2 separate regions of the Homo sapiens genome follow, and region 2 is linked to region 1. A link is a contact called in ENCODE Hi-C or POLR2A ChIA-PET data. All regions are on one chromosome and are shown on one strand. The core of a region is the stretch at or near the end of the contact, and the rest is flanking DNA. Distances in the headings are between cores, read along the strand shown. Region 1 overlaps NPAS3 (neuronal PAS domain protein 3). Region 2 overlaps NPAS3 (neuronal PAS domain protein 3).

Region 1 (6,057 bases), core at 497-2,996:
TTATTTTCTTTCAATGTGTACATAAATGTGGTGGCTTTAAAACAGCTTATGCTCAGGATAGAATTAGGATTCTTTTTTGGCTCACAAGAAAACAAGATAGGGAAACTTCTACTGAGCTCTGTTGTGTAGCATGGGGATAGAGACAGCCAGAGCGGATTTTCTCTTTGACTCTCCCTTGGGTGGGACAGCTCCTGGTGTCCAGGGCATGTGCATGCCAGGTATTCTCTTTAAAGTATTCTCATCTTGTTGTAATTATGGGAATGAGTGAATGATGATGATTTCTGAAGCTCCTCAACAGTCCTCTTGACTTTGCCAGATACACATACATACACACACACACACACACACAGAGAGAGAGAGAGAGAGAGAGAGAGAGGAGAGATGTATATATTTAACCTAACAACATCCAAGAACTGGTTTCAGGTTATAGAAGTATGCACTGTTGACTTGCTTTCCTGTGTAAAAATGATGCCCAGTTACTCACCAAGAGGCCTTATCTTAAAGGAAGATTCCCACATACTGATGCTGAGTTTGGCTTGCATAGAGACTGAATAACTTGTTATACCTGATGATGGCATTCAGAGCTGTTCATGACAGCTCTGCTTTCTAGCTATAATGGAACAGGCAGAAGTGAAAATGAATTAAGAAAACAGAATGGGTTCCCTAACACTGAAAATGTAGCAATGATATATAGCCAGCGTTTATGAAATCTCTTCCAAAATGTAAGGGGCTTAATCGCCAAAGAATCCAAAAGAGACTTTACATGATAAATAAAAAGTATTTCTAGTTGATACAGGATTTAAAGCTTAGAGAAATATTTATTTGTTGGCTTATACTCTCCTCTTTCCACAAAGGATTTCAAATAGCTTACATAAACACATATGATAAAAATAATGTCAAAATAGAACTAGGGAATAAGGAAAAGGAGATAAGCAAAAGTAGGTAAACTGTTACCACATAGTAGGAAAACACAACAAAGAGGCTCATAAAAAGACCATTTATTATAAATGGTCTTTATTAAAGTTTCAGATGTAACCATGAGCTTCATGGTAACCAAAGCAAAAAGGGAAATCCAGTAAACCATCAAAAATGAAAAACCATTGTTTCTTAAGGAAGGCAAAGTTTTTCTGGGACTGAAATCTGAAAATCTCACGTAGGATTTTGGAAGAGCTAACCTGTAGATTATGACATTGATTTGCTTCCACTGGAGTCCATATTCACAGCAAGGCTGTCGTGATCTACACAGCAAACACAAAGACCCAAATTACAAATCTCATAAGCAGGCAGAAGCCCATTCCCCGCCAGCCATAGCTGTGCGGAAGACCATCGGAGAGCGATGTTCTGTTCCCGCATCCAGGCCTCACAATAGCATTGGCTAGTTTGGTGGTTTACAGGGTTTCAAACTGGCTTTCCTTCACCCATACTCACATCCTGCATTTTCTTCTAAGCCCTCATGAGAAATTCACATTATCGTTGCCAGAGGCAGAGGACATGAGAGACTCAGTTAACCAGAGAATACAATTGGACTCACATCCTCTGAAAACATTTTTTCTGGAAAGTGAGGTGAGACAGGATAATTCTGATGCACACCTATCCCAGCAAAGTGCATTCAAGTTAATATAGGGTCCTGTTTACAACAAAAATGAGATCTAGAGCAAGCCAGGAAATTTACACATTTGTATGGGGTGATACCATTAGAAAATACCCTACGTGCCAGCTAAAACCTCTCTTGAAATGTGTTCTAATCACCCCCCACTGCCTCCAGTCCCCTCCTGCACATAATGAGTCACTTCCCTTTTTCTCACCAAGTCCTCACCCTTATATAAGGTATTTCCTGACTATTGTAAGCCAGCCAGAAGGTAGCTGCAGACAAGGTTACAAATTGGCTTGATTCAAGGCAGCTTGCTGAAAAGGGCAGGGTGGCTGCAGATTATAATAAGAGTTAATAGAGGTGAAGGTGAAAGGGGGTAAGTGGTTGTTTTAAATTTGGTATTTTTTTTAAGCCATGCAGATATATTTGCCATAAACTCCTTTCCTTATCCTGTTGTTCATCTCCATATTTTAGATTTCTCTGCATTTGTTATATAAAATGGCAAATAAAATTACAGCTACAGCACACAAGTACAAGGTCAAATAAATGACAGAGCTCAGTCTATTTGTGAAGCTATTCTGAAAGGGAACCATGGTGCCAAATGTGGTTTATTTGAATAATAAAGAAGAATTAGATTCCCCTGATAACTTGGCCGAGGGCCAATAAATCACTGGAGGTTAAAGATGCTTTGCAACCGCCATGTCTTTCTTTTGCTTTTCCAAAGTGCAAGGCTCACTCTTCCATTCTGTGTTTTTCAATGCAAATCAAGTTGAGGTTAGTATGTGGCTAATACTCTTACTTCCCTGCTTGTAGAAGATATATATATTTCTTTAGTGGGGTTGAAAAAAAAAAGAAGACATTAGCTTTCCTTGTAAGTTATTATTCTTGTTTGGCATCATGACATCCTAAAGAGCTGGAATATAAAGACAAAAAAGGTATTATTTCAACACAGCAGAGGGATTACAATGATGGAGCCAAGTGTTAGCATTTTTGCAGTTGGTGTTCTAAATGTATTCAATGCTAGGATAACTGGAGTTCTTTTAATAAATGAATGCAAATACTGCTTTATGGCCCCCCTTTTCAAAACGTTTCAAGTAGACATACCTTAATTTTTTTAAAAAAAAGCAGAAAAATATATAATTTTCTGCAGCTTGTGACCACCCCCCTGCCACCCCAACCAGCAAGTCTACATTTGTCTCCTGTACACTAATCATGAAAAGTTCATCACTTCTGGGTGTAACAAAGAAAAATGCCCTTTTGAATGTGGAAGCTCTGAGGGTTTGGAGACTATTGAGAAAATATAAGTATCAAAATAATTCAGAAACAGTACAAGGCACAGTGGCACATTATCAATTTACAACATTTAAATTGATAAATGCTTGGTGGTGAAGGCCTACAAGGGCACTTTGAAAAGCAAATAGCGACCTGGTGAAGAAATTGATTTTTCCCCCCCGAAAATGACTGCATGATGCATCATTTGACTGCATGCTGTCCGAGTGCTTGACAGAGATAATCTCAGCAATCCCACGGGTGACCTTATCGTTCTCACCAGGGCAACTTTGTCTACGTTCTGACTTTGTGCATGTCAAGGTTCCTCCCGGCAGGATCCTTGGGGGAAAAAGTTCCTCTGTTCGATCCAGATATTGAACTGCTCGTTCTTCCCCCCTTTTCCTTCCACCCCACCCTTCCAAATAGGCAAACACGCCTCTTTATTTCATCCATAATTATGAACGAGCCAGGCAGAAGAATACAGCTCTGTGCTCTGTATCTTTGTTGAAGCTCCTAATGCCTTTTAGTTCATAGTTCTTAGGTGATCATCTATATTGGCAGGGATCTTTTCATCAGAAAGAGTAGAAAAAATCCCTAATGTTCTCCTATAATGCATCGCCACCTTGAGCAGAGTGGAAAAACCTTACCAGTTTCTTTCTTCTCTGTAGTTGCAGGGTGTTTTATTTTCCTCCCTCCCCTGTCATCTTTACATAGAACCCTTCTGAAACTGTCTTAAGTCATACATGTCAGTATCTAACAATATTATTCTCTTGCAATCCAGTGATTTAAGGTATTTCTCTTATAACCTTAAAATTATGTAACAATGACATAAGGCCCAGAAAACATGTCACCTGTGCTATTTGGCTTTGAATCCCAGTGGCAGCCTCTTTGCAGAGATTTGATAGAATCCACAGGGCTTCTTCAGGACCGTTGGTGTTTGGAAAGTATTTTTCTTCCACAGGGTAATAATCGACAATTTTTTTACGCCTAGAATTTTTCTGTTGATATGTATGGATGTGTGGATGTGTATGTCTGTTGATCAGTAATCTTCCTGCCACACAGCTTGTCGTTGATAATTACAATTCTTGATTAGCCACTTCTTGAAAGCAGCAAATACCCTGCCTGGTGTGGCACCCTGAAGCTTCAGTCCCCACTGCCTCTGACACCCTCAGTTCACCATATTCAACCCCTTTTACCTCCTTCTTTCATCCACAACATTAATTCTGAGTGAACAAGACGTGCTTCCTTGCTTTTGACAAGATTTGCTGCAGTCTCATGCGACAAAAACCCAACACTCATTCCAGATTCAGAAAGTAGGATTTATAACAGCATTTTAATTTAATGTTGGATGTCGAACATATAAAGAGATCACAGTAGTACTAGAGCTGAAAATTGATGCCTTTTTTATTAGTGTCCTCTCAGAAGTGGGTGAGACGCTGTTTGTGCAATGGAGCACAGAGCAGCACAGTCAGATGAATGAGGATATGCTATCTGCAAGGAATCATATTTCAAGCCACTGTCGGCCTCTATTGATGTGCTCAGAGTTGAAAGGTTATGCTAGTAAATGCCATCCGAATTTCCAGCATTAGAAATCGGTAGAATAATCTGCTGGCTGTCACTCTATGCTTAGCCTGAATGCACTGCGTGGGGATGTTTTACTTATTTTAACTCCAAATTAATTTCTTATTACAGGTGCATTTCTTTCTCTCCTCATGCTTTCATCAGTGCCCAAATGGGACTGATTTTTAACAGGTCTTCAGAGTAGACCACTATCTGTGAAAGAGAATGAAAGAAATGTGCGTCATCATACGTGAGAATCATGTTATTCTTATTTGTTCCTTTGAACATATTTTTCCAGACAGTGAGGCTAAAACACAGGAAGTTTGTGCACAGCGAGCTGTTCTTGTTAGACTGAATCATAGAATCTCAGGATAATTCAAGATAAGCTTACCATTTTCAAATGTATGAATCGAAAACCTACATTGCTTCTTAATTTCTGGACTTAAAGTGAGCAAGACAAAAAAAGGAAGATGGAGTATTCTTCATTTTATAGTTGAAGAGATCTAAAGTCAGAAAAAAAATACTTTGTAAGGAGCTAGTTCATTTTATTTGTGTGGATTAAACAGTATTTTCAGATTCATTTTGAAGTAGAGCACTGAGCAAAAGTAAGATTAAGAAAATTTAGTCATCATTCTAAGTCTGTAATTTATTCATATTTAAATAATGAAACGGTGTTTTTCTGAATTAACCCATGTATTATTCATGCAGGCGTTGGCAATATAATGTCCCTGGTTTTCTGGAAAGCAATATGCATTTCTTTGCCTGACAAGCAGTATTTTCTATATGGTATTAATTTAATGGCTTATTTTATTATGCAAAGTTAGAAAGTAAAGATAATTTCTGTCCATAATGCGGTGCTTATATGGGCAATATATGCAAAATAATACCTCTACACTAAAGCCAGCTATCCTTTCTCAGTTAGCTTGGACCCTATAAGAATGATGAGTGAATGCAAACTGCTCATATGAAGAAAAAGAAATAACTTGACCTTCTGGGAAGGAGGTCTAAAATCATTAAATTCATGTGAAATCCAAATTTCATTTCTATACACACACATTCAATCTATATTGGGTTTTAGCTCTTACATAAGAAGATAAGGTTTCATGACAGAAGTAACATGGCAACAATTTCAGTGATAATTTCAGTAGGACTGTAATAAGGAAATTGACTTTAGATTTTTGCATAAGTTCTAGAACTAGGCTGGTAACCTGAAAATTGATGTCAGTTTTAGACAACAAATGCCCTATGGCTTTTTATCTTTCATCCTCACTCCCTTCTTTGGAATGACAGTCCAAAGATATAATCTCTTTTTCTTAAAATCATCATTGTTAAAGAGACTGATAGCAGTTGAATTATTTAAAGTATCTTTTGATGCATTTTTGTGTGAATATGTGTTTATTCACATGCCTATATATGTTTATAAATGCATACAATTTGTTTCTTTCTGATATGGCTTTCGTGCCTACTGCATTTTTATCTACAGATATAAATAATTTCCAAAATGACTCACTAAAGCAGCACACCAGGTTTTCCTCTGGGCGTCTCCTCCTTTCAGGCTCCTACAGCTGCAAATTCACCACATTCAATAATAAGACAAAAACTTTCTCTGATGCTGTTAATTTTTAATGTGCTGGCAG
Region 2 (6,115 bases), core at 108-2,607, 110 kb after region 1:
ACATGTGAAGTCAATTACATCAGATCCTCCTTTCCTCCTGTCATCCTTCTCCTTTCCAGGTCAAACAGTGCTAATTCACAACCCTTATTCAATGGCGTGTTCCTAAAAGCCTCACCATCCTAGTCATCCTGCCCTGGCTGTGCTTCAGTTTGCAGAGAACCCTCTAAAAATACAGTGAAGAGAATAGCACAGCCCTCTAGATATATTCTGATTAGTGCAAAGCAGAGGAACTGTCACCTTTCTCAGGGTAGGCTACTATACTTCTCTTAATGCAGCCTGAGGTTAAATTTGGTCTTCTTGGAAGCTAGATCATCCTGTCAATTCATACTGAGTTTGATGTCTCCCCAAATACATGTTGACAGTGAGACTTTGGGAGAAAAAAAAAAAAATCCACAGCCTGTAAACCAGTTCTGCTAGAGTATCCTAGGCTAGAGTCTAAATACGACAGCAAGCCCAAATAAATATGTCAATATAAGAACTCTCATAAATCCCATGCCTTCTATGAAGCCCTAGCATGCATAAAATAACCCTAGGTACACTAGTAGAACACAGTTCTTACAGATTATTACTTCTAGACTGTAGGAGAATATATATCTCCTTCAACTGTTAACTCTCTCCTTTAAAGGTACTCTATCAATCATTTAACATTGAAGTGTGATTGAAAGATACTACAAATTTACTTAGGTTTCCTTCCCCTGCCTTCACCAGCCTTCCTTTAGCCATCCTTGCTAGTGAGATTGAAAACTCTGCCTTCCACATCACTTGACTTGGGCTCATCAGCTACACTCGCATAAGAAGAGGCCCTCTTCCTTGATGGTGAATGTGACTCTCACCAGTAGAGAACGTTAAGCTACCTTAACCTTCAAAGTCTGCAGTGTTGGTTATTTTCTATCTGGGGCTTAAAAGAGCAATGAGATTGACTGACTGCTCAAATACTGAAAAGCAGTGTAGGGTGCTACCTTAAATGAAATATCTTCACTAATGCAGATGATGGCTCCAAGGGAATTACTTAAAAAGTTCATGTCAGGCACTACATCACAAAGCTGCTTATGTTTCTTAAAAGCTGAAAGAATTTTAACAAGATTTCCTAATTCTTAATAACTAACATGAAGGAACATTTTTGAAGACTGTTGTTCATTGCATCATAATCTCTTGAACTCTGATAAAACACAGATTCTTTTTTAAACGGTGTAATTTAGTTGGGAAAGGGATATTGATATATGGTTATTATGAAAATGAAAGGACTAGTAGGTATGGAATTTTTCAGAAGCCCTGATGTGTTCAGTGTAGCATTACTAAATGACTGGAATCTAAATAACATTTGGCATTATAATAGAAGGAAATAAGTGACTAAGCCAGCCTAAGAGGCAGTGATACTATGCCACAATAGGAATTCTGTCTCTTTGAACTGTCAGCCCTGAGATTGTCTTGTCCTGACTCAGCCTCAGGATAATGGAGGAGAAAAAAAAGATCCATTGATTGTACAGCAAACCCAAATAAATATTTTATATGTATGCACATTTTTTAACAGTTTAGTCAATGTATTATCTCAGAGAAATCTTAAGTCAGGCAAAAGATAAATGAGTGGCCTTGTTTAAAATGTTATAAAGTCCGAGAGTGCCTATTTAGGGGTTGACTGGAACATTTTGGAAGAGACTGCCCTTTGCTGTCCTGCAGGCTCCCGCAGTATGAGGAGCACAGAACCTCTGACCAATGGCATTTGGAGGGTTTTCTTTTTGCAGATCTACTTGTGCCTTTTCATTATTACTCTTAATGATTCTGCCATCTTGGGATTATGAGTACTATCCTCATCTTTTTCTTAAATTTCAGTGCCATGCCTTTTAAATGCTTAGTAAACAGAAAAGCAGCTCTCAAGAAATCCTGGAGGAACTTTAAAACTCTTCCTATGTTGAAGGCAAATAGTAATATTCTCTATATTAGGCTGTAAAAGTGTTGTGTTTTACTCCTTCTTCCTGAATTCAGGGAAAAAGGAGTAAAGACCACCACCATCCCAACTATCTAGAAATAACCATTATTCATATATATGCACTACGTACCCTCCTAGATTTAGTTTCTGTTCCTGTTCCTGTGTATGTAGGTATGTATGTGTTTGGTGGGGTTTTTTGTATTTCTTTCTAAAATAAGATTGTAATGCATATACTTCTGGTAACTAGCTTTTTCATTTTCATGTTTCTCTAAGATAAAATTCCCTTTCTGTCTCCAGTGGTTTGCTTCCCACCAGCGAGTGATCAGTTTCTTCTGTAGGACCCCTGTCAGGAAGAACATGCCTGGATCCTACTTCAGAGAGAACTCAGCCAGGGCAAGGGGCTCTTGTGGCTTTTTGGGTGGGTGTGAGTTCATAGAGGGGAAAATCAATACTGTACCAGGATTTAGACAATTTAGCAAAATGCATGAGGCAGTACTTTGGATGATGAATAACTACAGCTGCATGGCTAACCCATTGGTTGTGTAAAGTATGGGTTATCATGTTTTGTCTAAATTTTCAGGCAAAATCTAGCCTGTTTTGTGGCATTAGGATCATCATTATAGTAGTATGATTTTTATGCTATTATACTTACGCTATGTCCCGAATGTTTTTAAGGCCAGCAAAATGGAAACAGTAGAGTACTTGCCTGAATGCAAATAAACTTCAGTTTCAACTTATGCCTCTGTGCTATGGTAAATTGCTGACTACTCCTAATTCTACAGAAACAGGAGCTCAATTCCTCTGACATCATTAGATGATTTTCACAGTAAGCGGTATAATTAGACTAACAAATGTCTAGGAATAACCATAAAGAACGTAAAAATTTATCTGAGGATCGGATCAATATTTTGTATAAAAAAACGGCTTGGATATGACATATACTTGTACTTCTATGGGTGAATTATTTACCATCTGGTATATTGTTGTGAAGGGATATTTTTTGTATTGGGTCAAGATTTCTATCAATGAACTGAATTTAGAAGTTAGGCAAGGGAAACCATCTTACTAACCCCACATCCAACCCCAGTCCCCAGACAATGTGACTGTATCTACAGCACTTTCTGCTGTACTGCAAATGTCAAACAGAAGGTGTAATGGATTTAATATTAGCGCTGGCCAAGGTGTTGAGGGAGCTGTTAATAATGTCACTCCAGTTATTGATCTGAAGCCTTTAAAAATCAGGGAAAAGTGAGAGATCCCCTACTGGGGAAAGGCATACAGTGACTGATTTTTATTGCCAATATATCTACATATAGAGTAGCAACTTTCTGGAATTATGTTATCACCATTAATCCCATTAATAACTGAGATTTTTGGAGTCATTTTATGGTGAGATAATATCATGGAGACTGCTCAGCATGCTAATACTAAAAGATTGGACCAAGTTCTTTTATACATAAATAGGGCTCAAAATTCACATGGTGAGTACAGCATTCATACAAAGTGTCAAATGATAGAAAGTTCATTCACACTAGATTTATACTTAATGACAGAGTTAGAGCTATTGGAAGGGTAAGTGACAAACAGTGTAGTCGAGTGGTATGCTACTTTTGCCTTTCCAAAATTCTGAATACAAACAAACAGTGTAGTGACTAACTTAACATAGAAATGGAATTTGTTTGGACAATTACTGCACCTTTTCAGGAAACTGCTAATCCTTCAATCTGAATGGCAGTTTGTATGCAATGAAATTCCTGCTTTCCATAGTCCCCAACTAATAAATGAAATTAAAATGTATAATTTATGATGAATGTTTATCAAACTGTAAACACACATTTAATTGCTTTCCATATTCATATACTATAGGCAAAGATAAATCCATCAGATAAACTACCATAGTGATCTCTGATGGATTGATTTAAAATGCATTCCTACTGGGGCTGTAGCAATGATCGGGACAAGTTCACGAGTCCCCCAAATCGGTCTGACTTCTGTTAATACCCAGCTGTGCCTGTATGCGGCAAATCTAGCAGTCAGAAAGCAGCCTCACTACTAATCCTTTTGTGTAACCCAAAGAGATCATCATTTAGGCATAAACACAGCTTTTATCCAAAATTATCTGTGTTTCTTAACTATGTCATCATTAAGAACTTACCTTCTTGCCAATCCTGAAATGAAGATGATGGGTGCACTCCAAAAGCAAGCCAGTGCTCTTACAAGGACTACCTTGCCAAACCTAGAATGATTCTTTTGCCTCAAAAAAGCTACCTTGATGCAGTACCATTTTTTCATGAGCGAAGTAGGCTATTTTTAACTGTCACCTTTATCCCCAGCTAAGCTAAACAAGATCCCCTGGAACTGCCACAGAAGGGAAAAATGTTCTCCATTGCTTTTTTCTGGTATGCAAGGCCTAGGCATACTTATCACCTTAATTTGTGTGTGTTCACACTTTGGTGTGCTTGTGTGTAAAATGAGAACATTTGCAAAGCAAACTGTACTTTTAGAATCTTGCCTGAGGGAGCTAAAGTAAAATCTCTCCTTCCCACTAGGCTCTCCTGGCCCGATAGCTGAGCTCCACCCTTCTAGGCCAGCTCCCAGAAGGCACAGCTGCAACCCCAGGAATCCTTTGGGACCTAATTCCTTGACCCACACGTTGATGACGCAACTAGCTACAGAAGGGCGGCCTCCCTTTTGTTCCCAGAGAAGATGTTGGATCTTGGCACAGTTCTGCATGCCATTCTGAAACTAACTTTCTCTTCTCTTTCAAAATTTAAATCACAGTGGTTACAACTCAGAAAAAAAATACAGCTTTTATATAAATTAATACAGTGATATTTGCAGGGTAGCAAATGTTTTGTTGAATAATAGAAGCACAGGCCTCTTATCAAAATATACAGTAGGTTCTCTCAGTTTATATGCAGCATTCTTTTTCCAAATCTTCTATTGAAGGTTTAGGAAGTCAATTTTTTAAACCCATTATTTTTAACAGTTTTTTCATACAGCTTTCTAGGTCATAATTTTGACTTCTCTTTGCCAATAGTGATTGATAGGGATGTATTTTGCAAGTTTCTACAATGAAACCCAAGACAAGCTGTTAATTATGACCTGTTTTTCCTCATTTCAAAAAAAAAAAAAAAAAAAAAAAAGGTGGCCGTCTCTGTCATTGGATAATTAAAAATTATAAATTCTATTTCTATAGCTCTTGCCTTGAACAAAGTACAAGTTATTTGCTTTTAATACATTCCACTGCACAGAAGTTTCCTCCCTGTCCAAATTATACCACTCTGAATTCTTCATCTGCACTAAACAGCAGACTTACTTATGAAGGATCAGTTACCTAGCATTGACTGAGCTTTGCAGGGTGCACAGATCAGAAGAGGCAGAACTGGCTGGAAACCATCTCCACCCCTAGTGAGCAATTTACTCATGATTGCTTGGGGAAAATACTGGAAATATTGCTTCTGTGTAAAGTTTGCAACTTCCAGTTGTCAGCTCTTTGCCAACAGTTATTCCCAAGTATAGCTTTAGCAACAACGCTTACCCAGGCCACTGTGATAATGGTTGGCATTCATATCCTCTTGGTGTATGCAGAGCACAGAAACCACTAATTACAGGAGTTAATTCACACCACATCCCTCTGAGGCAGGTCAGTGTGTTATCCTTGTCTTACAGCTGGAGGAAAAAGTGATGGAAATTCTAAGTGGCTCACCCCAAGCTTCACAGGTTAGTTTTGTGGCCAAGATTAGAGGAAAGGGTACAATATTAGGGTTGCAGCAGGTGGGAAGCCTAGGAACTAGATGGAAAAAGAAGATAGATAGGTCCCTGGTAGGAATTGAACCAGAGGAATTTTCTCCAAGGGGATTCTGAAGTTAAGAGAGAAACGTAACTATCCTCTTATGCACGTATTTCATTGTGCTGTGGGTTTTTTTTTTTTAACATAGTCTCTTACTTAGAACTAAAATAATCTAATCTATCTAATCCTTTTCTTTGCTCTCATTATTTCTTTTCTTTTTATTTTTTTGAGATGATGGAGTCTCGCTCTGTCGCCCAGGCTGGAGTGCAGTGGCACAATCTCGGCTCACTACAACCTCCATCTCTCGGGCTCAAGTGATTCTCCTGCCTCAGCCTTCCAAGTAGCTGGGACTCTAGGTGCACACCACCACACCTAGATAATTAGAGATGGGGTTT

What was found. Hi-C counts contacts between places; a loop is a spot of excess contacts on that map. ChIA-PET counts read pairs that join two places held with the same protein, here RNA polymerase II (POLR2A).
Region 2: a loop to region 1 is called in a map of chondrocyte, with 2.2 times the contacts of the local background. The contact joins two enhancer-like sites. A Hi-C loop is called at or near these places in 1 of 168 maps with a recorded cell type or tissue (chondrocyte). POLR2A ChIA-PET finds 5 or more read pairs at or near these places in 2 of 52 experiments (GM12878 and endothelial cell of umbilical vein).

The regions. Positions count from the first base shown.
Region 1 is chr14:33,563,190-33,569,246 of GRCh38, forward strand. The region is part of intron 5 of NPAS3 (neuronal PAS domain protein 3); the gene reads left to right. Among named protein-coding and RNA genes, the nearest start is that of SNORA89, 140 kb to the right of the region's middle. RefSeq lists an enhancer at 1,347-1,876. Within about 2 kb of position 1,747, at least 2 of the 41 ENCODE cell types and tissues checked have a DNase peak (open chromatin) inside an H3K27ac peak, as active enhancers do; they include endothelial cell of umbilical vein, where a contact is called at or near this core.
Region 2 is chr14:33,678,379-33,684,493 of GRCh38, forward strand. All of the region lies in intron 6 of NPAS3 (neuronal PAS domain protein 3), which reads left to right. Among named protein-coding and RNA genes, the nearest start is that of SNORA89, 28 kb to the right of the region's middle. Within about 2 kb of position 1,358, at least 2 of the 41 ENCODE cell types and tissues checked have a DNase peak (open chromatin) inside an H3K27ac peak, as active enhancers do; they include endothelial cell of umbilical vein, where a contact is called at or near this core.